7 separate regions of the Mus musculus genome follow, and regions 2, 3, 4, 5, 6 and 7 are each linked to region 1. Evidence: chromatin loops called from intact Hi-C (ENCODE). Cell type or tissue: left cerebral cortex. All regions are shown on one strand.

Evidence for each region. A loop is a pair of places that touch in the nucleus more often than their neighbours do. Peaks named below come from ENCODE experiments on the same cell type or tissue, not always from the same donor. Only the 100,000 strongest peaks of a DNase experiment are listed, where the experiment ranks them.
Region 2: a loop joins it to region 1, with 2.0 times the contacts of the local background. A loop is called at or near these places in 10 of 42 quality-filtered maps.
Region 3: a loop joins it to region 1, with 3 times the contacts of the local background. A loop is called at or near these places in 29 of 42 quality-filtered maps.
Region 4: a loop joins it to region 1, with 9 times the contacts of the local background. A loop is called at or near these places in 4 of 42 quality-filtered maps.
Region 5: a loop joins it to region 1, with 2.9 times the contacts of the local background. A loop is called at or near these places in 7 of 42 quality-filtered maps.
Region 6: a loop joins it to region 1, with 4 times the contacts of the local background. A loop is called at or near these places in 4 of 42 quality-filtered maps.
Region 7: a loop joins it to region 1, with 2.9 times the contacts of the local background. A loop is called at or near these places in 18 of 42 quality-filtered maps.

Annotation. Positions count from the first base shown.
Region 1 is chr19:16,130,472-16,134,471 of GRCm38, reverse strand. Gnaq (guanine nucleotide binding protein, alpha q polypeptide) reads right to left here and starts at 1,788. Exons shown (of 7, transcript NM_008139.6): 1 at 1,011-1,788. The coding sequence starts at 1,146. In left cerebral cortex, CTCF peaks have their summits at 805 and 1,936; DNase peaks (open chromatin) are centred at 563, 1,074 and 1,806; H3K4me3 peaks cover 2,695 bases; H3K27ac peaks cover 2,528 bases.
Region 2 is chr19:16,196,886-16,200,885 of GRCm38, reverse strand. All of the region lies in intron 1 of Gnaq (guanine nucleotide binding protein, alpha q polypeptide), which reads right to left. Among named protein-coding and RNA genes, the nearest start is that of Gnaq, 66 kb to the right of the region's middle. In left cerebral cortex, a CTCF peak has its summit at 2,483 (motif pointing right); a DNase peak (open chromatin) is centred at 2,515.
Region 3 is chr19:16,335,210-16,339,209 of GRCm38, reverse strand. All of the region lies in intron 5 of Gnaq (guanine nucleotide binding protein, alpha q polypeptide), which reads right to left. Among named protein-coding and RNA genes, the nearest start is that of Mir496b, 22 kb to the right of the region's middle. In left cerebral cortex, no CTCF peak of the experiment used is centred here; no DNase peak of the experiment used is centred here.
Region 4 is chr19:16,247,479-16,251,478 of GRCm38, reverse strand. The region is part of intron 2 of Gnaq (guanine nucleotide binding protein, alpha q polypeptide); the gene reads right to left. Among named protein-coding and RNA genes, the nearest start is that of Mir496b, 66 kb to the left of the region's middle. In left cerebral cortex, no CTCF peak of the experiment used is centred here; DNase peaks (open chromatin) are centred at 366 and 3,788; H3K27ac peaks cover 49 bases.
Region 5 is chr19:16,597,622-16,601,621 of GRCm38, reverse strand. It overlaps Gna14 (guanine nucleotide binding protein, alpha 14), which reads right to left. Exons shown (of 7, transcript NM_008137.4): 3 at 2,528-2,682. Among named protein-coding and RNA genes, the nearest start is that of Gm41811, 16 kb to the right of the region's middle. In left cerebral cortex, CTCF peaks have their summits at 338 and 2,117 (motif pointing right); DNase peaks (open chromatin) are centred at 2,152 and 2,571.
Region 6 is chr19:16,259,094-16,263,093 of GRCm38, reverse strand. All of the region lies in intron 2 of Gnaq (guanine nucleotide binding protein, alpha q polypeptide), which reads right to left. Among named protein-coding and RNA genes, the nearest start is that of Mir496b, 54 kb to the left of the region's middle. In left cerebral cortex, a CTCF peak has its summit at 2,470 (motif pointing left); DNase peaks (open chromatin) are centred at 1,927, 2,470, 2,871, 3,902 and 2 more places; H3K27ac peaks cover 3,053 bases.
Region 7 is chr19:16,343,931-16,347,930 of GRCm38, reverse strand. The region is part of intron 5 of Gnaq (guanine nucleotide binding protein, alpha q polypeptide); the gene reads right to left. Among named protein-coding and RNA genes, the nearest start is that of Mir496b, 31 kb to the right of the region's middle. In left cerebral cortex, no CTCF peak of the experiment used is centred here; DNase peaks (open chromatin) are centred at 753, 1,013, 1,900 and 2,229; H3K27ac peaks cover 1,952 bases.

The DNA of each region.
Region 1 (4,000 bases):
ATAAACACAAGTGCAGACATTTTTCAGGCCTGTTCCTGCAAAGCAGTTCTTGCTTCCTACCACAATAGCAATAGTTATGTCATGCTAGCTTGTACATGGACCCTGATCGCTTGATTCCGAACACTCTCTCGGAGATAATAATCAATATAGCTCCTATTTGAAAATAGCATTTTCTTGCTAATTTCATGTTAAGGGAGAATGTTGGGTTGTTGTTTTGTTTTGTTTTGTTTTTTTAAACGCGATCAGAGGGAAATTTTCTCTCACTCTTCCCGTTTTTTCTTGGAGCCCAGATGGCAAGATACTAAAATGTCCGTTTTAAACAAAAGGTTTCTGTTTGTTTCCAGGAGAGTAACTGAGAGGCTGCGCTGGTTTCCAGTAGAAACTGCTGTGAATTCAGGCATACATCTGGGTCGCCTCATTAAACAAAAGACACCCGTCTGCTGTCAACAACCACACAGTACAACACTCCCGGATCCTTCATCTTTATCCGGAAGGAATGGTTCATAGAGACGCCTGTCACCATCCACTGGCCATGCAACTCTCTGGGGTCACTCCTGTCAGTGGCCTGGTGGCTACAGTATAGCACATTTGGGCTAGTCTTCCCGCCCCGCCCCTGCCCAGTACGTTAACCCGGGTTTATTGGAGCGCCAGCCAAGGCTTCCTCAGCACCTTTCCTAGCAGAATCCAGACCGGGGTCTGCTCCCCGTTTCCACCCTTCCCTCTCCACCCCACAACGCGCCACAATGGACGCTGGCCGACCACCGCACTGCACGCCATTGCCCACCCGCGCCGCTCGCGCGGACGCTCAGCCGTCCCGCAGACGCTGTGCACCGAGCACGGCCCTAGCTGACACCAAAGGCGCACGCCGCGGATCCGCGCCCGGGAGCCCCGGCCCTCGGCCCCTGGGTGCGCGCGCGCGGGTGCGGGTGCGGGTGCCGGCCGGGGACGCGCGTGGGGAGGGCAGCGGCGAGCCGGGGCGGGGGGTACCGGGGCCCAAGGGCCGCACTCACCCAGCAGCAGCAGCTTGAGCTCCCGGCGGGCGTCGCGCTTGTCCCTGCGCAGCTGCCGCTCGATCTCGTCGTTGATCCTCCGGGCTTCCTTGGCCTCCTCGCTCAGGCAGCACGCCATGATGGACTCCAGAGTCATTCTTCCGAAGTGCCTCGCTGCAGCCCCGCCGGCGCCCTGCTCACACGCGCGCACACACGCCCTCCGCCCTCGCTCCCCCGAGGCAGCGGCGGCCGCGGAGCCCCGCCGCCCGGGCGCGCGTCAGGGACGAGCTCAGGGGAGCCGCGGTAAAGGAGGCGGCCGGGCCCGCAGCCCAGGCGGGCCGGGAACGAGCGGGGCCGGGAGCCTGGGACGCGCGAGGAAAGGCCGCCGCGCCCCGCCGCGCTCACACGCCGCCTTCTCGGAGAGCGCGCGGCCCTCCAGGCGCCGCCGCCGACGCTGCCCAAGGCTGTGCGCCCAGCGGCCCGAGCTCATCCACCGAGGCGGCCCCGCAGCGAGCGACCGCCGACGGCTCAGCGCGCCCGGCGCGCCCGCTCCTCGCCGCCGCCGCCGCCGCCGCCTGACTCGGCTCCGGGCGCCCTCGGCCTGCCCGCGCCCACTCGGCTCGCTCGCAAACCGGGCAGCCGGCCGCCGCGCGCTCCCCGCCTCCGCCCCCGCCTCCGCCGGACGCCCACCCGGCCCGATTGCCAGGCGCGCCGCGGCTGCTCAGTGCTCGCCCTCCCCCTCGCCACACACACACATTTTCTCCTTTCTCTGAACTGGAGCACAGATCCGGGAGGGGGCGGCGGCGGCGGGAGGAGGAGGAGGAGGACGGGCGCAGGGGGCGGGCACAGCGCAAGGGGCGGGACCGCGGCCCCTCCTGGACAGCTCGCGCTCTCCTCGCCCCGCCCCCGACTGCCCGCCCCGCTCGCCGGCCGCCTCCCTCTGTGCGAGCTCCGGCGCGGCGGTCACGGCCGTTGGAGCGGGTCCGGCAGGCGGACACCGACCTTCGGCTGCCGCTGGGCTGCCGGGGCGTGGTCGGCGAGAATATGGCGGCCTCGGCCTGCCCTCTGGCCGCTGGCGCTGCGGGAGCCCTGCCGGGAGCCCACGCGCTGCGCTCCGGGCCTCTCTGCAGCCGGGCTGCCCTTTCCTATTTCTAAAACGCCATTGGGAAGAAGCTGCCTCGAGTGGCCTCTGACCCAAGATCCATCTTAGAAGATGGGATGCTCTTTACTAGGGAAGAGAAAGGATTGTCACTGGCTCTCTGGGGGTTACTGAGGGATCTGTGGACGGAACTGTCCTCCTTATCTCCAGATAGGAATCTGAATCCTAAAGAGAAAAAAAGAAGCTGCCCAAGTTTCCAAGAGCCTCCTGATCCGTTCCAACTTTTCGGGTCACTGAGGTGGTTTCTGTTTTCCTACCAGCACACTACGTTAAACAGTCTGGTAATGTAGGATTGACCCTTCTACACCGTGACAGTTAAGGATGACTTCTGGGAGAACGCCAAGTAGTACAGAATGAAATGAAAGAGACAGATATGGTGGCTCACACCCATAAACTCCACACTCCACAGGCTGAGGCAGGAGAATTGCTTCCTGAGCAGTATGAGACCTTGTAGCAAAGAAAAGGGGGAGGGAGAGAGAATAAAATAGGAGAAAGTGAAGAAACTAGTATCATTGGAGCAAAATTCTATTTGGTTTTTATACTTCTAATTTGAGGTGGTTTACTAATAAATAGAAAATATCTTGTTCATTCAAGGTTGTATTGGGGAAAAAAAAAGGTTCATTCAATTCAGTGTGTCTCAAACATCAAGAGGAGAATCGTACTATTTTTCCTGACTTTATAGATAGAAGTGGGCGCCTCCACATTTCATGCTTTTCATAAACTGCTCCTGTTGATCTGGGCTGCAATGTAAGATCATACCCATTGCTGCAACTTAAGAATGAAACAAGTCTTGGACTTCAAGGTCTCTCCTCTGGTTTGCCTTATTCTCCACCACCACCACCACCACCCCACCCCATCCCCCACCCCCACCCCCACCCCCACCCCCACCCCCCCACCCCCGTGATACACTGCATGCATACATTCAGCCTCTATGCCAGGACTCAGATGGAGTTGTGGACGTAAAGTCTGTATGTAATACTCTGCTTTTAAAAAAGATACCTTGCCAAAGAAGCAAAGAAGCAAAGAAGGTGAACCTCTCACCCCTTTTATATGAATACCATCAGAGCTGGTGTAGACTAGCTGTGAAAATGAATATTTAGATACTAAAGATTCAGAGTCCAAGGCAGAAATGTAAAATAGAAGAATTGGGCAAGAATTGCAAGTAATACCCAGCCCCCCCTCGTGGGGGTGGGGGTGGGGTGTGTGTGTGTGTGTCCTAGAGAGACACAACAAGCTGGAAAACAAAACGATCAACATTTCATGTCTGGTTTCCTAAGGAGCCCCTGAGACAAATTGTGCCTTTAAAGTGTCAGTAATATATTTTGCTTAACTGACCTCTTTGTTTGTCACTTCTGTCTCAGCCCCAGGGACATGCCCTGGTACAGATATTTAAATTGACAAAAAAAAAAAAAAAAATCAACGTATCACTCACTGGAAAGAAATCAGGAAGTAAGGAATGCCAGCAATGCACAGGACAAAGTTATATAAGGACATCAAGAGGGAAACAGGAAGAGAAAATTCCAAGCATAAACCTTTGATGGATCTGGAAAGCATTTGCTAAGCAAGTGTCCCTATGACTTACATCAAACAAATGGAGTCCATACAGAAACTCACAGTGGTGTTGAGTGTGCTCTAGAAGAATAGACTCTAAATTATGCAACCGAACAGGGCTCATGTTACAAAATTCCAGTTCATTAAATCAACAAGCAGGGATTAACTGCTTAAATACAGTAAAGATGCAGTGAGGAGCACCCGGGGCCTACAGCATGTCCTCAAACTCTATAGGCATGTGGTCTTAAGGCATGGTGCAGCTCTGGACGGATACAGAAGAAAAAACTGGAGTTGATTTGTA
Region 2 (4,000 bases), 66 kb before region 1:
TCCAATGTCTAACAAAAAAGGCTTCGTGGCACAAGTCTTCAAATCCAGAACTAAGGGGACTGAAGCAAGACAGTTCAGGGCCAATCTGAGCTGAAGACTGCCTCAAAATAAAGATTAAAACAAGGGTTAGAAGGTTAGATTGTAGCTCAGTGGTATAGTACTTAATTGACATGCTGCAGGTCCTGGGTTCAATCCTGAGAGAGTACTGAAAATTTTACTAAGCGTTCAGTTATTCAGTTCCTTTCAGGGAGACCTAAGTAGCTGGCAAAAGAAAAGAGACACATCCATTCCTCAGAGGTGAAATTTGCTACCCAGACTATAGAGGGTTTCAGCCTTCCACAGGGAAAACTCAGCAAGGCATTTGGAGAAGAACAAGGTCTATTTGTCTTGTCAGCTTTCTGGTTCCTTCTGAATCAATTTTTACAGTGCAACTTCCTTATTTATTTACTTTAAGTATTGTAATTCCCAGAATCTGAAGCACACCCATATTCCAATGTAAGCACAAAAAAATACTACAAAGCCAAATACAAATTGTTTCATGAGGTATTCACCGGAAGCCAGCCATCAAGCAAGGCTGGTTTTCTGTTCTATGTTATCATTTCCTCCTTAAAGGAAGAAACGCATTGATTTACTTATTTATTTTTGAGGCAGTCATATCATATAGCTCCAGCTAGTCTGAGGCTCACCTAACCTAGACCAGTGCTGGACTGATGGCAGTCCTCCCTGCTCAGTTCCCAAGTGCTAGGATTACAAGCATGGACCACCACGCCTGGACTGAGACAGGAATGTTTCAATGAAAATTCACTTATGAGCTTTGCAAACTCAGCACTTAAAATAGATAGAAACTGTAAAGCTGTTTTATTCAAAGTGCATGTAGCTTTAAAAAAAAAAAGTAACATGCTTGAAAGGAAGGTAGCAAAGCTTACTTCCCTACTTTGTAAAATGTTTAATTACCTAGGTTAAAAGAAAGATGCATATTCCAGAATGAAAATATCCTCTTGGGGAAAAAAGTAGTTGCCCTAATTATTCATGGGTGATCTAATTAAACTGCCATTCACAATTCACTAAAGCTATTAATAAACTGGAACCTGGGAAATAGATAATATGAACTTATAGGACTACTAAACATAAAGACAGCCAAGAATTTGTATCTTAAGAATGTGAATTTAAGGCTTTATCTGGGGGGGGGGGGTCCTCTAAAGGTCTCATCCAAAAGCTAGAGACCTAGCTGTTTTTCCTTTGTAAATGAGAAAGCTGAGATCTACCAATGTGAGACAACTGCCTACGTTTGTATCCTCTAACTAATTCCCCATCACTCAAAGCAATCACCACACATCCTGAGCCACATGCACTCACTGTCAGACCAAACAGAATATGCAGCCCGCTTCACTGCTGTCAGGAAAGGAAGAGGGCTTCAGAATTCTTCTTTAATAAATCATAGGACAAAGTCATGTGGGAGGGGGAAGCAGATGCAGAGAGAAGACCAAACTCTGAGGTGGTGACATTACTAACTAAAGAATAGCAACCCCACTGCTGGCTGTCACTGAAATGAAGACAACAGAGCACCTTTGTGTCTGATGTGTGTAGAAAAGGAAGTTCTGGGAATTTCAAGGTGAACAAAATATCCTTATTAGTAATGTACCTGAAGACAAAAGAAGCTTTTTGGCTGAACTAAGGTAGTATTGTACCATCAACACAAACAGCAGAGCAACCACATCTTGCCCAGGTGTCCCTAGGAATCTACTCCCACGAGTCCAAACCTTAAAAAGTTCCACTTCACCAAAAACAAAAACCAGGCAAAGAAAACCACATCGGGGACAGATCAGGAGTGCTGACCATCCCAAATAAGAACAAACAAGCAAGCAAGTCCGGGCTCTACCACTGGACTGCTGAGAAAAATCAAACTTTCAGAGCAAAGCGAAGATGAACACATTAAGCTAGACTTTTCTACATTGAGGCAGTTCTTCATTTTGTGGGAACAGTGTAGCTTCAAGCAGGCCTGGAAGCAGGCAAGAAGCAGTGCCCTATGGCTCAGAGCAAACCAGCTAACTTCTCTATGCGGCACCAGTCCCTACGGATGCCTGCCTACCTCAAACCCTTTGTTTACAGATGAAACAGAGCTAAGGCCTTAGCCAAGGGTGCTACCACACAGTAAAACTCTACCACTATTATGGTAAATAAAGTTTTGCACAATGTAGCCTCATTTGCCCTTTAGGCAATACCCAACCCCTCCCCATGAATAAGCCTGGCCCTTTTAGGTCTACAGCCCTTTTTCTGCCTATTTCCTTTACCCAAATATCCCTCTCTGTCTAGCATCACCTCCCTCATTCTTGTCCTTTAAGTTGGCCAACTCATGTAAGGTCAGTTGGCTGCTCCTTCCATGTCTATTATATGATTACATTTAGATTAGTTACTTACATAACAAGAAAGACATTTGCTTACTGGAAGGGAGCAAGGGACCAGGATCAATCCTGTCAGTGCTTTTCCACCAGGAGGCAGGCAATGAGCACTGATTAGACTGCACTCCCCCAGAGCACATTAGAAAGTAGGGAGCAACCTGAAAGGAGACAAAATGTGCAAAAAGCCATGGCGGGAATGGTGCCAGCAATGTCCTCTGTCTTTTTTAAAGTGTGTAAGCCTCACAAAGCCAAATGCTACTATATGTATGTATGCACACACGTAATGTGTACGCATGCAAGAAACAAGAGACAAAGTGTATATATGAAGTCTGGGAATAAACGTCTCCCCCTGATAATCTGCTTCTCCTCCTGTCAAAAGAATAGATAAAGACTTGTATATGTGTAGAGGGGTTTGGGGGAGCAGGGGTGGTGGAGAGGTGGGGATGAGTTCACGTAGTAATAATTTTTAAGTGCACACTGCTGAATGCCTACATTCACACCAGCACTCCTCCCATCCACACTAGGAAGACTTCAGAGCAGCAGCACATAAATGGTAGGAGGAGAGTGTTTCAGAGCAACGCCTCTCAACCCCTGGGAATGCTACCGAAAGGTCCATTCTGATTCCACAGCTCTCGGGTAGAGCCTGGGATTCTGCGTTTCTGACCAGCTAGCCTGTGATGTCAACACTGTGCATCATGAGAACAGCAAGGAGCACCAGAGCCAAGCACTCGGAATTCATGGCCAGGTCTGCTGCTTAAAAGACAGATGCATGCATGACCTTGAGCGATTCACTAGTCTCCAGATAACTCTCTCCCAGCTGTTTATTTCTTCATTAAGAAAAAAAATAATAATAATAAGATGAAATTCCAGGCCCTGGAATCTCAAGAGACAGAGTGGCTCAAATGAACTGCATCTGATACAACCTGTAACTCCATCTGAGGCACCACCCTGGAAATCTCAGTGTGAAAATGGAGTTTACTCCCCCACCAGAATGTTAATGTAGTTGACACACTTCTCCCTGATGACTACAGCCTCTTGGAGGTGCCCAGAATCAATCAATCAATCAATCAATCAATCAATCTCTCTCTCTCTCTCTCTCTCTCTCTCTCTCTCTCTCTCTCACACACACACACACACACAAAATCCCACACCTCATAGTTTGTGGGGGTTGTTTTGCTTTTCATTTGTTGTCTGTTTACTCTTGAGACAGGGTCTCACTATGTAGCCTTAGTTGGGCTCAAACTCTCAATGTAGACCAGACAGGCCTGGAACTAAAAAAGGCTTGCCTGCCTCTGCCTGGGATTAAAGGCTGAGAAGAAAGACAGGCACCACCACGCCCAATTCAAAGTCTGTGTTTTAAATGAATCTTTAGATTTACTGAAGCAGTCTTCTTGCAGTAATTTTATATATCATTGTTAAAATAGAAAATGATTGCAGATGCTGACAAGTTAAATAACTTGTCTAAGCCCATAGATACAATTCACGGCAAAGCTAGTCTCTTGACTAGCAGAACTACAGGACCCTAAGACTCAGGCGTGTGTACCACCAAACTACAGAACCACAGCCTTAAAACTAGATGCTAGGACACCTCTGCCTCGGCA
Region 3 (4,000 bases), 200 kb before region 1:
ACACACACACACACACACACACACACACACACACACACATGCAGTACTGAAGTATATCCAACCAAAGGCATATCCTAGACTAGATCCAATTAACACAGAGACATTCTGAACTGTTGGGGGAACTGTCCTGTATTTGCTCAGTACTGTCTGTAAATGTGATAAGGACTCAGAGGTCCAGGGGAGGTATTTCAACACCATGAAAGGAGAATTCTTACTCTGTCTCCATCCTCTTAGCAGTGACAGCCCATCTCTTCTTTCTTTGGGTTGCAAACCCAGAAACAGTGTCTTGGCCAAAGCTATAATCCCTGTCATAATGCACAGGAAACAGCTTGGCAGGTTTTAAAGAGGTATAAATGCAATTGTATTAAAAATGTCTGCTCTGTCTTCTAATGTATCAACTCCAGACTTAGCTTGAAGGACAGATGTCTATGAGAACTAATTCTGGGAAATCCATCTTGATATGAGGAAGGCCTGGGTTAGGTGTGGGGCAAGTACCTTGATACTAACAGCAAAGCAAAACAAAACAAACCCAATACAGAAAATACTGTAAGTCACCATGACCAAGCCAAAAGGACTAGTCAGTTAGATGTGCACATTAGCAAGGATCATGGCGAAGGCACCATGCTTAGTCACAGACCGGAAAGCTAGTTTAAACACAAAGACGGAAAGCTTAGTTTGAACACACAGTGATGCATGCTGGCTATCTTCTCGTTCTGGGCTTTCAGAGGCTCTGAAATGATGTGTCCATGAAAGGATTACAGCCGAATAGTTGGCTGTTTGCTGGTATGTTAACACAGGGAAATACGAGAGGAAGAGAAGTCAGAATGCAGCGCAGCACTACAACCTTGCTTTGTCTAGCCCACTGGTTCATGCTTATTTCCTTATTTGGAGACAAAGGAGAAAGACATTCATTCCCCCAAACAATAGGAAGGCTGAGACTCTGCACACTCAAAAGTAGATCTGTGCAGAACTGCAGAGAGAAATATGCAATGTTTATACATAACTAAAATACAAGTAAAAGGAGATATCTGGATCATTCTCCCCGTGCATCCCTGTGTACTCGCGCACTCACCAGCTAGCTACCTTCTGGAGGGTTGGGAGGAGAGGTAGGTTCTCTCACAGGTCTGGAGCTTGCCAAACAGTGTTGGCCTAGGTGGCTACAAAGCCCCAGGGATCCACCAGAGCTGATGTCTTCATGGATTTTACCACACATATTAGCTCCCCAGCCTCTACAGTATGTCTTAGCTATGTTGTTTGTGGTCTAGAGTGCATTTTCCACAGTTCTGCAGAACCGAAAGGCGATCAGTATTCACTCCCAGGTTTTTCTCACAAATATATACCAAGGTAGGCGCAGTCAAGTCTGCTTTGACTTAAAGTTGTGAGCAGCACACTTTCAGACCAAGAACAAACAAATGGTCAGGAATTTATTCTTGTTCTGTCTCACCCAAACCAGAAGTTTCAGAAACTAGAATTCTGTAGTTCTGAATTACTTTAGCAGTTTAAGAAATTGGAAGTAATGGCATCTGCATGTTTTACAACAACTGAACATAAAAGAGATCACTGCAATATGAACACGCGCTTCTGAGAGCGTGCCGTGCTCAGGGCTGGCTGCTGGCTGTGGGCAGGACTTTCCTGTTGTGCTTAAAGATCAGCTCAGTGCCTGAGGAAGCTCAGGCCTGATGGAGAAAAAGCTCCAAAGTGGGTATGACCTACCTCACAGAATTAAGAGATCTAACGGTGAAACTGACAATGTATCCAGGTTACACAAGCTCTGGTCATCTGAGAAAATGCCTTCATCAGATTGGCCTGTGAGCATTTTCTAGATGAAAGATTGATGTGTAGAAATGGCCCAGCCCCATTCTGGGTGATACCACCCCTGGGCAGTGGCACAACCAAGCTGAGCAAGCCATGGAGAACAAGTCAGTAGGCTGCACATTGCCTCTGTCTCTTGCTTCAGCTCCTGCCTCCGTGCTCCTTCTCCGACTGCCTTTCATGATTGACTATAAACTGTAACATAAAATAAACACTTTCCTCCTCAAGGTGTTGGTGGTCATGGTGTTTGTCATAGCAATAGAAAGCAAATGGATACAGCTTTATCACTTTAATCTGTGGCATAGTATATCATCTTATGAACCAAATGAACTGGGCTATGTTATTACATTCTGAATAATTAACTGGTATAAATTTGAAGATGTCTGATAAGAAATGTGACTGAACTAATATACTTTTATACCAACAAACCACAAATAGATTTCTACTGTAAGATCAGGTGAAATCTATGACCATGTAAACAAAGAACCTGACTGTTGTGTGAGATTTAGCTGACAGGTTATTTAGAGAATGGACTTCTTTGATATTTAGATAATTTCAAAGTGGCAAACTGCTTGCCATTAAGTCACAATATGCAGATCTTCATAGATACAGCATATTTACAGAGTATAAAATGTACACTGGTAGACAATGATCTTACCCTTGCTGGTATGAAAGAATAAGAATGAGATGATGTGTGTTTCTTCTATCTTCTATGTAGATAACACACGCAGATTTTATTTTAGTGGCTAGCACACTGAATATAAGAGCTAAGATCTACGCAGTAAGTCTTATTGTCTTTTTTCTGAGAAAAAAGCAGGTGTACTTTTTAAGCTTCTTGATGTGAATTTTTCCGGTTTTGTGTTTGTTTTGCATCCGGCCCCCACATCACAGTAGTGAAACAATTGACTCTTTACAATATCTGAAGTGTGCAACATAGTAAAAATACAGTCTCCAAGAATTATGGAACAACAAGTAGGCACAAGAATAGATTTAAAAAACAGAAATAGAGAGATATAACAGTAAAAATTCCAAAGGTAACTGCCCAGTTCACATTTTGATAGCTGATAGCTATACATTTTACTATGCTTGTAGGCACTTTGCATTTCAGCTAAGGGGCCAATGGCTGGTTAATAGGCCTCAGCTTATTAATTGATGCAAACCTCTGCATACTGGGTATAAACTGTAATGAGAATAGTAAGACCAGAAAAAAACAAAAACAAAAATAAAACAACAAAACAACAGCACTATCTTAAAAAGACCAAGAAGGGACAAATTCTTATATACTTTAAAGACAGAAAATTCTGACACGGCAGATATCAGCCAAGCAATTGCTGGGGTTTTTCAGTTCCTCCCCTTTGTTTCCATCTTTACTTAGTAGGCATTAGTCGTCTATCCATCTGCAAGCTCTGATGTGATTACTGATTGAACCTCCATTCACACACACATCCTCTGAACTTTAGCTAAAAGGTTGTTTCTATACCTCTTATTATCTTCCAGAGTCAACTGATTCATAAACCTCTATTACCCTCAAAATCCATATTGGCACCTGTTAAACTTTCCCTGAACAGAGACGCGTCATGATACAGCGCCAGCTTCCCAGACAGAGTTATGAAGAACAGTTTCCAAGTAAGTCCTGCTCAGTCAGTAGACTACTTACTAGCAGCAGATAGGCCCAAACACCACGACGCTACAAGGTTCCACAACGAACTGATTTTGAAGCCAGTTACAAAGTTATTCACATCTGCCAAGTGAACGTTCTGCTTGCCCACCCATCATGCAAACATTGTTTTAAACAAAAGGAAAGCAAAACAAAACAGGGTGACTCACACAAATCTCCCAGGTCCTATCCTGCAAGGGAGGCTAGGAGACAATCTTGTGATTCTCTTAGAGATTTCCATGTTTTCATTTTCAGAACCTCTGCATAGTGTGGCCGTATCAAACAGGCTCTGCTTAGATCCAAGCATGCAGACCTGCTCACATTCCTGAAGGAGAAGCCTGCCATTCTGAGAGTACTGTGGGTTGGTCTTACAGGGTTATTCATGATTACTTAAAATCATCCACATTGGTAAGCTAGCTCAGTGCCTGAAGCCAAGCCTGGGAACCTGAGTTCCATCCCTACAGCCTCTCCCACAGGCTGCCCTGTGATATTCATGTGTGCACTGCTGTATGTATGTATGTATGTAAACAC
Region 4 (4,000 bases), 120 kb before region 1:
GTTTTATTGTGCTGTCTGGGTGCATATCCTTCAGGGTGAGTACAGACAGCCAATGAGTCTGATGGTGGAAATAAATTAATTCAATAAACTCTGACATTCATATCCTCTAAAGTCTATTTTTGGTAGAGTTTGGTAGTTTATCAAAGTGATCTAAATAATATTTTCAAGATTTAAAATGAATGGCAACAGCAGTTTCTTATTTGTAAAATAAAGCTGGAGAAGATTCAAAAGATACTTTTTACATAACTTTACTAAAAGTTGGAATTTTTTGGCAGTGACTATGCTTTTCAGAAAAAGGCAAAACGCATTTAACTAGCTGATCTACATTCTAGCCATTCCCTTCAGAAAGTGGAAGCATGAATCACTGCAGCTCAGAAAAATGTCCCAGAGGCTCTTACATTCTTTTCAAAAATGGATTCCACTGGCTGAAAACAAAGAGTCTGTGAACAAAAAAGAAAACAAACCAACCCCAAACTGACTAGTGAAACATTCACATTCCTGCCATCGGATAATTACAGCCCGAATTCTGTCTGTATTCTGTCTGTAGCTTAACAATCAACACATACACACACATGTGCTACACAAAACACATACACACACATATGCTACACAAAAGCTTAAAGCCCGGCTCCCCCGATAGACAAAGCTTGGGGAAGCAGGTAATTTTCAGGACATAAAGAGAGGCAGGCGCTAGGAAAGCTGAGTGGAGCTTCACACATTTGGGGAGAACTCCCCAAACCTCTGCTTACCTGACTAGTATAGGACTCAGCAGACCAGCAATGTGACAGAAAGCTGAGAAGACCACAGACAAACTGACCTTGTCACTCACTCTACAACGTCCCAAGTTTTTAGGGCTCAGCTCCAGACTACTGGGATTCATACAAGCCATCACTGTTTAACTGCCTAATTTATTCACAAAGGCAATAGAAAAGTTCTTCATCTCTATATTGCCCATAGACATTAATAAGGAACACCAACTAAGGGAGGGGGGAAACATTTTGATGAAGTATATGGCTAGTCTGCTTCTAGAAGCCAAACCTAGGGTTCAGAGAATAATAATCATAAAATCCTACCAGATGAAGAAAAACATTCTTATTCTTATTTTGTATATTCTTAATAACATTAATATAAAAAAATGATTACAATATAGTCACAAGTCATTATGAATATATCTTTATAATCCTATTACATAAATATAGATATTTTATTATATTTTAGCACAATTTCTATAAATATATAATATATAATATCATAATATACTTCTATAAGCATATATAAATATACCTTACATGTACTTATATACATATTCTGTGTATAGATAGATAGGCTATAGATATAGATACAGATAAATAACATACACATTTATTTACTATTATTGCCCAGGATTTATCACTTTTGCCACACCCTTTTAAAAGTACTTACCAAAGGTCCTATGCATGTAACAGTCATCTTTCCTAGCTATTGCTCTCCATTAGTACTTTTAAAGGTAAGACAGGGTATCCTGGGGACTGTAAGACCTTCAGGAGGGTGTGAGTATCCTGTTTACTTTCGCACTACGATGTACTGTGTCACGGCTACAGCATTGTGGTGATGAAGGAGCTTTCCATAGACTTCATGTGTAACGATGCGATGATTCTGAAGGCGTGTGGAACAGGTACTTGTGTATGGCTGTTTGGGTGAAGTCACAACTTTAATTTCTAATCTAATAACTGTCAATAGACATGATCTGTACCAACAAAAGCACGTGCTTACAGCCACAACAATTAAGAGATTCAAGAGGTGCTAGGGTTAAAAAGCACCCCACTTCTAGATTCTTCCAGCTTCTGCATGGATTTCAGAGGATTGCCAGGTGGCATCTGAAACTCAGCCTTCAAAACCTTGTATTCTCAGAGAAACAACCAATCAGAAAGTATGGCAAGAAAAGTTCTCCTCAACTACTGGGTGACCTTGGGGTGGGGGTGGAGGTGACATCAAGGAAGAAAGTGGTTAACTGCTAAAGTGAGAAAGAACACTCAAGTGTTCTCTCATGTCACCCCTTCATCCTCTAGCACAAAATGAATCTGTAACTAAAACAAACAAAGACTTATTTAAAAATGATCCCATGTTTGGGGCCTTGACTACCTAGAGAAACAGAAGCGTATTCTAGATCTAGAGTTAGCATTGCTGAGTCTGTTCTGCACAGTGATAACACAAGTGCTGGGAAGAATGTGAGCTCTGGGAAAGACATGCACAGCTGGGCTTGCAAGGATGATAAGACAGTGGCCCCTGTCTCTGAAGCCTGGCAGCAGAGCAAGCATCTCCACACAATCACCAGGCAGGACTTGCAAGTCTAGGACAGCTTATTGATGGTGGTTCTCTTGTAGAGCAGAAAATAGGTGAGAAGCAGAAGAGAGTCCCAATTCACTGGAAAGTGATGACAATTCTACCTTCCAAACCTTGGCTCCTCGGTCTTTTTACATTCCTTATGCTTTCTTCCTTCTGGGGGACATGAGCATTTAAACACACCTAATTGTTTCCACTTTCTTTACTCAAAACATAGCTACTGAATAAAATACTTCAAAAAAAATCCCTCAATACTGCTTGAATTTACAAGTAAGGATGCTTCTGCTAGTCGCTCGCCTTTGTAAACGGTGCATCCTGGGCTATTTCTAGAACCACAGTCCAGTGCGCACATGACGTCCATCCTTTCTGTGTGTGCTGCTGTTAGGCCCTTGGTAACAGACTGAAATACATGGTATTTTCTCTTTATTATTACCAAAGTCTCTGATAAATTCATCATGGCTAGTGTCTCTGTCAACAGAAAGTATTGCTTATCTCTAAGTCCAATGGGCTAAGATCTCTCTATAAGTTAATATAGCTTACAACAAGAAAGTTAATATAAGCTTTTTCCAAGTCTTGTTTCAAAAGCTAGAAATTTTAATAAATTGTCATTTCATCCCATTTAAAGACCTTGCCTTGATCACTGGAGTAATTTTCTGTTTACAGAAGAAAGGTTCTTTCAAAATCAATTTATCTAATTTTACATGCAGAAATCCTTAACACACTAAATCATACACATTAAACAAAAACAAGCAAATCTGTCTAACTGATTATCCCTTTTGCTTATTTACACACACTCCAAACGTGTATTGGTTTATATATGCTATACTTTATTGTAATATTCAATTTAAATTTGTATATAAAATACCAACGTACTTATATCAATCATGATGTATCTTAATTCTGCTAAAATAATATATCTTAATTTTGTTTCCAATGTAACTGACAATTTATACACATCTTTGCATGATTTACACAATTCTCCACAGTTCCTGTCCAATTTCTAAGAGGTTCTTAATGGAAGACCCTCACTGATTTACCTGGACCCCCTCCCCCAAATTAGTAAGTAATATCTACAACAGATTTTACCCAGCCTTTCCCAAAATGATTGTATTTAATTGTGAAACCACAGAGGGCCAAGAAATAGAGTTGGAAACAAGTCCATTAAAAACATTGCTGTATGACTGAGAGCTAATAAGAATTTCCCTGGGAAGAGGGGACAGGAGTAGTCATTCCTTTTCAAGAGCCACAGCTTCCTGCAGGGACCGTATGTCCAGAGACTGGCAAGATGAGAAGAGAATGCTTTGACACACGGATTCCATGCTACCTTGGTGATGCAGTGAAGGGCAGTCAGGATAATAAAGACTATTCAAAAGGGAGGATGAGCACAGAACACTAACGAGAACACTGAAATCCAAATGAAAAGTGCAGCAAAAGAAGCACACACCGTGTGCGCACACATATCCTAACAGTCTCATCCAAAAGTATTTTAATGCTGTATTTTAAAGAGCAGAAGGAAGTGCTGTAGGTGGAGGAAGACAAAGAGGAGGAGGAGCCAAGGAGAAGGTGGTGGTGAATGCCTAGATCTTGGCTCTGCAGAAAGAAGCACAGGCAGAGAAGGATCACTGAGCACTCAGACCAACCTAGTTTAAAGCTATTCAGAAAGATCCTATCAATAGAT
Region 5 (4,000 bases), 470 kb before region 1:
AAAAAAACAAAAACAAAAACAAAAGCCCTTCAGACAGGCTGTGAAGCTCGGGTGTCAGAGTGCTTGCCTGGTATGCACACAACCCGGGGTAATTCCTTAGCACCTTCTACAACAGATGTGGTGGCACATGTCTGCAATCCCAGAATTCAGGAGGAAAGCTAGGAGGACCAGAAGTTCAGGGTTATGCTGAACTATGTGGAGAGTTCAAGGCCAGCCTAGGCTCCAGACTGTGTCTTCAAAAGTTGTTTAATCACTCAAGTCCTTACAAAAGACCTCACTAGCAATGGAGTGGGTGGCTCTGCTGCTCTCTGTAGCACCACCTAGAGATTTAAAATGCTGGGCCTGCTCCCCAGCTTATTATTTTACTGCACTCAGTCTTCTCCCTTTATCCAATGTTCCACCTCACGCTTACAAATGCCCATGGCCATTTATGACCCAAATTTAGGAAATGTGAAAATAATGCCAGAAATAAATGATCCGTCTTTGAAATGATTTTTGTGTTCTGCAAAGCTAAGGACAAGAACTCATAAGTTTTCAGTCTAGTGCCATTCTGAGTAGTAAGATAACATCGGTGGCTGTGCCAAGGGGGGAAACACACGTTTTCTAGTGTAGCCACACTGTGTACACTGCCCACCTGCCAGTCACTCATTAGCTGTCGCAGCTCTCACACTGTGTCATGGGGTCACACTGCCAATAACGAGTAGCTCTATTCTTAACTACCTTAGTTTTAGCCTGTGTCCATCTCTTGCTGTTACGTTTATAAGTTCATTTTATCATGCTTATGTATGTAAAGAACAAATACAGAATGCAGTATCATTTGTGATTTGGAGCATCTGCTAGGGACTCTGGAAAGCGGTCCAAAATTAGGTTAAGTGGGAGGCAAGGAAGACACACTACAGTGATTGATTAATTGATTGATTGACTGAACCAGCAGACTACATTGTCTGAGATTAGAGGTCACTAACTGGTTGCCACATAGCCCTTAGCACACTATCTGGTACACTCATTTGCACAGTATAAATGACATCTAATTACGCAGACATTACTAGCAGATGACTGAGAACCACTGACTTGGACCAAGAAAATGCACAAGTAACTTATGTCATAGTGGGGGTGGGGGTTGTTGTTCTGTTTCATTTTGCTTTTTTTGCTATTTTGAGACAGGGTCTAACTCAGGTTGCCTGCTGACCTGAAACTCACCTGACTGAGAATGTCTAAGAATGTTTGACCCCCTGCTCTCACTTCTCCAGTGCTGGTAGCTAGGCATGTAACCACCATATCCATGACGCTCAAGGCTGGCAACTACTTCCCTTATTAAATGCTATTGTCTTCTGTACAACTCTGTTCACCTCCCCAGTCACCCCTCACACGCCTGGCAGCGAGCGGACTTGCTTCTGTTTTCAAGATTTACGCTGAGTTAATCTTACAGTCATTCTGGCAAGCGTTCTCCAAATGGATGTAAATCCAGAGGCTCATCTCAGAGCCAGTAACAGTGGGCCGCTTCTGGGAGGAAACAGGAGAACCCACTAGCTTTTGGACAGAATGCTCATCTCATTGGGAGGCTAGCTTCCTCCCCTCTCTGCTGCCAGTCTAGCGTCTTAGTGGTTTCTTTCCTTCTCCCCCCACCCTGCCCCCCGACATCGTGCTTTTCTGCTGATGTAATTAGATCAATTGTGCCAAGCTGGATTGAACTGAGTGCTGCATGGGACAAATGTCTAGGCAAAGTCATTAAAAGCCATGGGCCTTAACGATGCCTTCCCTGACAGCTGCTTTGTCCAGTCCAAGCTAGTTCAGGAAGAGGCCAACATGTAAAAGGAACGGAGTGGGTTTGGGGAGTTTCGTGGTCCTGGGAGGAGGAACCAAACTGCAGGAGCATAAACAAGCTGCAACCCCAAGAAGTAAGCTGTGTGCTCAGTCACCTGTGGGTCACAGCCAGCCCTAGGGGACTCTTAAGAAAGAAGAAATGTTGTGATATCTCCAAGATAGTATGCGATAGAAATTTTGATGATGTTGATGGTTTAAATCTAAAGCTTTATGGATCCCAAATACATTAAGTGGTTGACTTTCTGAGAGGGTCAAATAAGCCAGCCGAGAGGCCTGTGTGCTGGTCTTGCAATGCCAATGTCTATCACTAGAGGGCACTACAAGATCGGCAACCAATTTAAGCAAAGCCTAAGCCCGCCTGCAGTTTCCAGAGGGATACAGAGAGGAAGAAAGCGGAAAAACCACAGGCAGGTGTGTTCTTTGCTTAAATCATAACCTCTGCTCCAAAACTTAGATCCGTTCCACTAAAGGAATCTCCAACTTAATTGGGTGAGAGAAGGTGGCTGCTAACCCCAAGGGACATCTGGGACAGAGAATTAGGGGAGAAGAGGCCAAGAAGCAGGCCAGGAGGTCAGGGGAAACACCCACCCACACACATCCTCACTCCCCCACCCACCCCCACCCACACCCCCTGCCTCTCTGCCTCCTGGGAAGTGAAGCCTTGCAGAGTTGGCTTAGCAGCAGCTGCCGGCTGAGTACTCACTATTTGGCAGAGTCTGACAGCTGGTACTCCCTCCTCCTGTCGTAACACTCCTGGATTCCGGGATCCAGCCACAGCTGCTTGATGGCTGCCACCTGGTCTCTAGAGAGTGCAGTGACCTTGTCTACTTCCACTTCCCTGATGATCTGGGCATTTTCCTGTCCAACGGAAAGGAAATACCACGTTGAGCACAGAAAAGCATGACAGATAAGGGGATGATCTGGGGTGGAGGGCTCTGACAGGTGCTGGGCTGTGCACAGCCAAACCCTCAGAAACCAGAAGACTAGGCGGGGTGATTTGGTTGCTCAGTCTAGAGACGTGAAACAGACCGCACTAGACCTGCGCCTCCAGTCCAGCAATAGCAGAGGCAGCTGCTCAGACCCGGCACCCAGGTGTGAACAGAGACACCCACGCCCTGTAGCCACTTTCACTTTTCCCACTTTCTGTTCATTCCAACATCTATGTAGCCAGCAATGGACATAAACTGTTGTATCAGTCACAAACCAGGATTGTTTGGTTAGAAGTGGACTGGCCCCAGGTGTAAGAACAGGGACACACTCTCTCTGTAAACGGAAAAATCAGTGCCAACTGTCACCCTGCCCTTTTTCTCCCTCTTAAGTTTTTTTTTTTTCCTTTTCTTTTTCTTTGTATTTCTTTGAAGTAGATTTTACTTTGTAGAGCAGCATTAAGATTCAGCAGAAATCTTCAGCTCAACAGAAAGTTCCCATATGCCAGCCACGTAGTCCTGTGCATCAATCAGCGCACAGTTCTTTCCCACCTAGGAACCACTCCCAGATCACCTGCTCTGCACGACAACTACTAGACAGTGTTTATTGTAGCTATTACTCCGTTAGCACACTAAGGATTACAGGCAGGAGCTCTGTGAGAGTGTATGCCCAGTGGATACTTCTCACTTGCAATCCTAGCGCATATCCATCGCACCTGAACCTCTGCATGTGATTCCTTCCACTGTCCTTAGCCAGAGAGCGTGATCCAGGGTCCTGGAGGGCCTTGAGTAGAGCATAGGTACTGTCCCCAACCTTCTGGCTTCCCATTGCCGCTCTGTTGTTTCCTCTTGCCCTATGACTGCCCTCTACCCTCTACATCTGAAGTGGCCATGTGCCTCTGTCTTCAAACAAGTCCGGGAAAACTCCACAAAAGCAGAGTAAAAAATCTCACTTGTGCTTTTATCCAAGAGTTCAGCTCCTTTTCTGCAAGCAGTTGGTGCTTTCTTTGATAATGTGAGCTCAATAAACACATGTGGCACATGTATCTATGTAGCATGTCAGAAATCCACAGCCATGGGATATGACTAGTGTGGGGAGACGCCTTGCAGAGAGGGGGGAGTCCACAGAGGAATCTGGGGATTCACGGTGGTGCCTCTCAGCCAGTTACCTCGCTAACTCCGCCCCTTCTTGCATGTCATGCACCATAGGCTGTTTTCTTAAATTTAACAATGAAGTCCAGCTTTGCTGT
Region 6 (4,000 bases), 130 kb before region 1:
TGAGTTTTAGGTTGGTGCTTCTTTTCTTGTTTGTTTTCACCCTAAGCAGTGCTGAGCTTTCCCAGGGTGTATGTGCATTGCCATAAATGGCCATATGCAGGAGAGCAACTGGAACCTTGGACAAAACATTGCCTATGCCCCAAATGATCTCATGCACATTGAGTTTGGGACTTTATTTTATTCCAGGACTAATAAGGAATACATTTTAGTAATTTACTCAAATCGAATAATAGGTAACACAAGTGTCCACGAAGACTTCCTGGGTAGCAATTGTCTCTGTCACAGGTTCTATTTCAGGTTAACACTTCTACAGCACCCGCCCAGCACCTAGCTGAGTGACTCCAGCCTCAGAACACAGAAAGCAAGCAGACCAAAAGTACAAATGGTCAACATTCTCTACAAACATTCTAAAATCATGGTCAAATTGCCATTGAACTACTAGGGTCTAAGCTCTGTGAAGCTTGAGAGCCAAACGTGAGAGTTCCGTTTGTTTCACAGCAGTGCTTCAGCTGCAGCTTCCCTTCACTGGAGGAATACAAGCCAAGGCTTAGCTCTGGAGGGAACAGCATGTGTATAAATGGAATCTGCCATATGCTAAATGTGCGTATGACACAGCTCTCCCATAGAACACTGTTCTTCATTTTAGGAAACTCATAATGCAAACACACAATTTATTATGAGCTATAGAATAAAAGCACGCTTTAATATATTTTGACACATTTAATTCTCAATCACACATGTGTTTGATTGACAGAGAGATCATCTAACCATCTACTGTTCCACAAATAGGAACACCACACCAAAGCCCAGAGAAAGAAAAAGGCCAAGATCACATTCAAAAAGATTGTTAAGACGGCTGGAAGGACCCCTCGGGTTAGAACACTTGTGTTACTCTTTCTTGCAGAGAATCCAGGTTGGATTCCCAACACCCACATGGTGGCTTGCCCATCCGTTACTCAGTTCTAGGGGATCTAACACTTCCTCTGACCTCTACAGCATTAGGCACTCATGTGGTACACATGAATATATGCTGGCAAAACATGTATGTATATAAAATAAGCCTTAAAAAGTGGAGAAACATTTTTAAAAGACTGTTAAGGTTTTAGACTATTTTAAGCAGCAACCTACCTCTGTAGATACAATACTGATTCGCGTGAGTGAGACGTTGGGAATAAGAAGCTGATACTCTATCTGAAAGCTTGGCACACTGACAGTGCCATCTCTCAGGGGCCAGCGCTGACAATGAAAGAAGAGGAAGTGTAAGGTGGAGTCTGCGGGAGGCATATCTGGAAAAGGATAGGCCAGGTCATGAGGACATTCTCATAAAGACACTGGAGGGAGGGAGGGACCAGGCAGCAGAATCTGCTCCCAGGGGAGGCAAGGATCTGAAAGTGCAACAGAGCAGGGTCTGTACTCTTCCCACCAGGTGTTGAGCGTGTTGCAAGCCCCACTTAGGCCAGCCAGTTGACGGACCGGGACAATTTCAGTATGAACTATCTTCTTGTTTTCACAGACAAGGAATGGCAGCTGACAGCTCCAGGGTGGATGAACTTCTGAAGAAAAGAAACCTTATTATATTTATTATCCTTTTTGAAGACTGGCTGTAACCCTAAGGGAAATAATAGTATGTATTCCCTATTAGAGCTAATAACAGAAATGCATATTTATTTTATATTTATTTGTAGTGCCCCTAGGAGTTAAAAACTTCTCCCAAATGAAAGCAATGATGAAATATAATTGTTAAGTTGCTTACTGCAAATGAGAGTTTAGAGCTGAGCATTTTAGAATCCCTGGAGTGAGGCTGGGTGGAGGCTGGGAAGAGAGAGCAGGGTAAGAAGAAATGATGTGTACAGAATGACAGTGGCTATCAGCTACAAGGCTGCTTCTGGGCCTGAAGCCAAGAAAAAGACAGATATCTAAAAGCAGAGCTGAGGCTAGGCACTACATAAACCATGGACATAGCCCAACATCTGTGGCATCTACACCTGTAGCTCATGGCCACCGTGGTTATCAGGAATATTACTAATGCCATCCACCATGCCTGTTTTTATCAAGTAGCTGTGCTACAAGGGACAGTTCACACAACTATTAGTCTCTGACTGGCCTCAGGTAAGTTGACAAACACAGTAAAAAAATGAGTCTTCCTTCCCAGGTCTACTTCCTTTTCTGGACTCTAACACCTGCTGCTGTTCTGGGTAAAAGGCAATGGCTCAGGTTTGGTGACATTCTCACTCTATCTTCTCCTAGCTCCTACCCCATCTCTACATACACCTCTTTATCCCACTCGTCTAGAAGTATGAGGGTAAAATTAGATGCTAAGTGTGTAAAATAAAGAGACTGAGCAGGAGAGATATCTCAGTGGTTAAGAGCACTGGCTTCTCTTCCAAAAGGTAGAAGCTTAATTCCCAGCAAGCACATAGGGGCTTCAAGATACTCGGTAACTTCAGTTCCAGGGGATGCCCTCTTCTGGACTCCTTAGGTACTGCATACATTTGATGTACATGCAAGGCAACATGCCCATACAATAAAATAAATAATTTTTTGAGGCAAGGAAAAGGGACTGTCCATTTTAACTGGTGTTTAACTAAGCCTCTGGGAAATGCATCCCTTTATCCTTAGAACTCCCTTGAACACATGTTATACCTCTTCAGACATTCACGGTGGGAGTGCTAATCAATATATCTCAGCTTTAAAATAACCTTATTAGAACATGGGCGGCACCATGAGAGCAGCAGGAAGGGTGAGACAGTTGGTTCCATGTGATTCTCTGAACCAGTAATGTGACTAGAAACTGAATTCTCTGCTGGAGCTGGAGCAGATTGTTCACTGCGACAAAGGAGAGTCAAGATAGCTGTACTGTTGCTCTATAAGTAACTTCTTCCCATTCTTAGACAGACACATGATCTGTACCCACTTAGATGTTGCCAGAAACGACATCTCTGTACAACACAGCCTCTTCAGTGAAGAAGCTCTCGGCTATGCTAACCCACACATTCAGGGTATGGGGAAGAGGTACATATAAATGCAGCCTAGATCTTTACTAGGCTCAGCCATAGTGCACCAGCTCTGCTGTCCCTACAGACCTTTGGCAGAGGCCACTATCTACGCAGATAAACTATCAGGCTAAAGCCTGGGTGGGCACCACAAGCAAGTTCGTTGACTCATCTGCTAATTACTTCCTGTGTTTGCTTCCCTCAAGAAGCTTGAAATGGACAAACACCTTGGAAAATATCTACTCTTACAGATCAAAGCCAAGTACAATATAAAGAAAGAGCTTCAGAAACTGTACTCAGAAACCAGCCTGCTTCCCCCAGAATCAGGAGTCGTGCTGAATGGCACCCCTCAATCTTTCACATAATAAAATCTCTCACAGGCGTGGTTTAACAGAGGGCCTTACTGACCACACCAGTTGTTGGGAATCAAACACAGCACAGTAGGGCCTGTCTACTCGCTTCACCTCACTACTGCTATTCTTCAGCAGGAGAGAAGAGAGAAATACAGAGGCCCATACACTAAGCATTTCCCGATATGCAGCAGTGTTTCTGAAAACCAGTTAACTACATGCCAGCTGTAAAATCGTCTGCCCCCTCTGACTACCAGGATCACTGTTTCACGTATTTAAAACTTGGGGTGGTATGGCTAGAAATATAAACCAAATACTTGCCCTGTATGCCTACCAATAAACATAAAACAGTAAACTACTGCTTTTGTGTTTTATTGCCCCTGAAATGTTAAGGAAACTGGCATGAGGACTTGGCAGGTAGATTGGGGTCTTTAGGTTCCTTAGGTAGAAATATCTGGTCTCCTCTCAGGAGCAGGACAGCAAGCAGTGTGTAGAGCTCCTTTTCCTACAGGGAGTGGCAGGACTTCAACTCCAAACAAAGCCTCAGCCAGCTTCCTCCAACTAGGCACACCCACATACTGGGAAGTTAGGCATGGTGCTGAACCCCTCTCACAGGATGATAACTCAGTTTCCTTTTTACATTGTTAAGCACCAATG
Region 7 (4,000 bases), 210 kb before region 1:
CTATCACAGTGGGCGTGGGGAGCAGTCTGCTTTCCATTGAGTCTGACCCAGATGAGAGAAATGTGCTTATCTTATGCAAATGCCCAGCTTGGTGGGCTACAGGTATGAATTCCAAGGTGTTCAGATGCTGGGGTGGATATAAATCGCTCTGTAGTTACCAACAGCAGCCCACATATGTCTACAAAGTAACATCTGGAGATGTCATACACAGGGGGACAGGATATATTCAGAGGAATTACTGCTCCAGTAAGTGCACTCTGCTCTTGTGTGTGACAAGTTACTCCTGATGCTCCTCTGAGGGTCTACAAAAGGCATGGCTCATCAACCAAAAGTGACACAGCTACTGTGTCTTCCCAAATTCTTTCCCAAATGCTCTCTGTTCTTATATAAAGTTAAATACTCAAAATTTATTTTTCAGATTTCTTCTTAAGGCCTGTAGTACAGCCTGGTAAAATGGGATGAGAATACTGACATCTCAGGAGATGCATTTTCCTGTTTTTACACACACACACACACACACACACACACACACACACAGAGCAAGACAACAAAGTTGCCTAGAAGTGAAGGAACAATTTCTATGTCGAAGTGGTCTGCTTTCATAGGGTTTTCTTTCTATTTTAGCCTAGCCTAACACTTAATCAAGACTGCTAGATCTCACAGTCATGCAGCCCGCCTCCTACCGTCTGTGCCCCTGGCATGGGCCTTGGAAAGAAGGCCTGCATGTGGGGATTCACTGAAAGTGAATGCTCTGAAGCTGTAGCTTTTAAGTCTGGGCTCTGGATAAACAGCAACACTGTGAAGGGAACTAGATTTTCATCTTTCTGGATCTGGAATTATCACCATCACATTATAATAATCACTTATGTAACACCAACAACATGCCACTGACTGTCCTATTTCATGTGTTTAGTTAGAGTGAACCTTTACTTTAACCCAAACACAGCCAAGTAAACTGAGGCCCTAGAGTCTCCAACACTGATGGTAGCCGATCTGGGATTGGGATATATGTAATAATAACTAGGTCCTACAACTGCTCCTTTGGAATTTGAGGCACTCTGCATTGTTAACAGGAAATGAACACTGAATGACTCAAGAAAGCCCTATGGTCTTCAAGCCTTAAGCTCCTTTATTGTGATGGGGCATCATGTCAGGAGATCCATATGGATCATGGAGGTCATGTTCCCTAGACCATGGCAGGTGCTTAACAAATAGAAAGTGCCAGAGCCTTCTTATTCCATGTTCAACTCAATGCCAGAAACAGCCTCCTCTCAGCCTACCAAGCAGCAATAGATTGTGGGCCCAACACTGGGCTTGGGACCTGCAGTCACCTCTTGCCACTCGCTGCTCCATACCTCCAGTTTCTTTGTAACACAGCCACCAGTTAAAGCCAATGGCCCTCACACCAGTAGAACATTTTCTGTGAGGCATATCTTTATTCTAAGGATGTTTTCTGAAGACGCCTACCTATAGATGTTCAGGTTAGGAACTTGTTCTTCAGGCGTACTTCAATGCTGTTTTAAACACTTTGAGTAGCCCTAAGCCAAATGGCCATCTTGATGACCTCTTGGTCATCTTGAGGCCTGTATCTTTAGTGAGCTGTGGGTCTTAGACAACCTATGGTACTTATGGCAACTGCAATGAAAACATCAGCCAGTGCCTCGTGATGCATACCCAGGACCTATGCTGGGTAGGAGTGGAATGCATGGGATGGTTCACTCATTATGTGCCCAACACCGGAAGTGTTTGTGAAGGACAGGCAAAGATGCTACTTCCCACTGCAAGCCGCCACAAACTGAGACCAGGTATCAGTCAAGCACAGACACCAGAAACTTGTCCTGGGTCCACAACAAGCCTTGAGCACAGAGGCTCCTCTCTGAGCAGGGCTGCATTTCCTCTTCTCCCTCTGGAATCCGCTCTACTTAGGTGTGACCTGGCTTCTGAAATTCCAAACCATGTCTCTGGTAGCCAGAGGCTCTAAACATCTCTTGTTCTGACAATAGTCTGGCTATTTTCCTGAAACTGAACAAAGGTTATCTATTTTTTGTGTCTCTGTAAAATGACTCTTATTGAGCACTGGCAATTTAATCATAAAACAGGCCATTTCAAATCCAGTCCTTCATACTTTACAAGTTGTGGCATCCCAGCTCTATGGGCAACTCTATGCAAGGCAGAGGAAGCACAGATGGGAATCATGCTGGAAGCATTTGGATTCTATGTTGCCTTTTGTCGGCAAGCTATTTAAGGGATGTGGAGGTAGTGAGATGGGGGCCATTGGGTTTATATTAAGCTACCAGTCAGGATGGCCATGGCTCAATGACAGTTTCTGAATGACTTCACTGGGCACACTAGTCCAGTAACTGGGGCAAACACACAGATCAGTTGTAAACTACGTGTACTAACAGTGTGCACTAATCAGGAGGAACACAGCTAATGTAACTTTAAACAGAAAGGAAAATACAGAAGCATCACATGTTCTTGTCTAAAGGAAATGCAGGGACAGAATGAAGCAGAGCGCCATGGCTCTACATGGCTAACATGGCTGTCCTCTGAGAGGCTCTACCAGCAGCTGACTCAGACAGATGCAGATACTTATAGCCAAGTATTGGACTGAGGTCAGGAGCCCTGTGGAAGAGTTAGGGGAAGGACTGAAGGAGCTGAAAGAGATTTCAAGCCCATAGGAGGAACAACAGTATCAAGTAACTGGACCCCTTGGAGCTCTCAGAGGCTAAGCCACCAACCAAAGAGCATACATGGGCTGGTCGGTGGCCCCTGCACATACATAGCAGAGGACGGCCTTGTCTGGCCTCAGTGGGAAAGGATGCACTTAATCCTGTAGAAACTTGATGTTCCAGGGAAGGGAGATGCTAGTGGGGTGAAATGGAGTGGTTGGGTGGTTGGGTGCGGGGAGCACTCTCTCAGAAGCAAAGGTGAGGGGGAAGGGGAAAAGAACTCATGGAGAAGGGACCGTGAAGGGGGGGGGCAACATTTGGAATGTAAATATATAAATAATAAAAAATTATGGGAAAACCAAAACAACAACAAAAGCCTAAGTTCAGCAGAGAAAGAATTATGTACTGTAACTGCTCCAGGCTCCATGCCCCCTTCCTCCTACTGCCGAAATGAAAATGAGAACAAAGAACAGTCTGAGCAACAAGAAAACTACCTTCTCGCGCGCGCACACACACACACACACACACACACACTTTAGAACGGAACTTGCATGGTGGCATATGCCTACACTCTTGGCCCTTGGGAGGTGGAAGTAGAATTGGGAATTCACTCAAGCACATCCTTGGCTACGCACAAATTTGGGGTTAGCCTAGGCTGCATGAAACCCTGTTTTAACCAACCAACCAACCAACCAACCAACACACCCACCCACCCCAGAGTAGAAACAAAGGTCCCATAAGACAGTGATTCTTCTGAGTATAATAGTCTTTGGTACTTGCAGCTTGGTTGCATTTACATCTATTCCATTTCTCTATCTTAAAGATGGTGTTCATGATTTAACACTTAGAACCTACAACCCAAAAAGGGTTTCCAACTCACTCAATGTGTTAAGACAAAACATTTACAGGCTGTGGTGGTTTGAATAAGAATGACATCCCACCCCCTCCTCCCATCCCCCAGGCTCATATATTTGAATGCTTAATCACCAAGGAACGGTAGTGTTCAGAAAGATGATGAGATATGGCCTTGTTTGAGGAAGTGTCACTAGGAATGGGCTTTGAGGTTTCAAAAGGCCAAATCAGGTCCTGTGAGTGTGTGTGTGTGTGTGTGTGTGTGTGTGTGTGTGTGTGTGTGTATGTGTGTCTGTCTGTCTGTCTGTCTGTCTCTACTTGCAGTTCAGGATGTAGCTCTCATCTACTTCTCCAGTACCAGGCCTGCCTGCCTATCACCATACTCCCTGCCGTGATGGTTATACTAAATGTCTGAAACTGCAGACAAGCCTCGAATTAAATGCTTTCTCTTATAAGAGTTGCCTCATAAGAGAGCT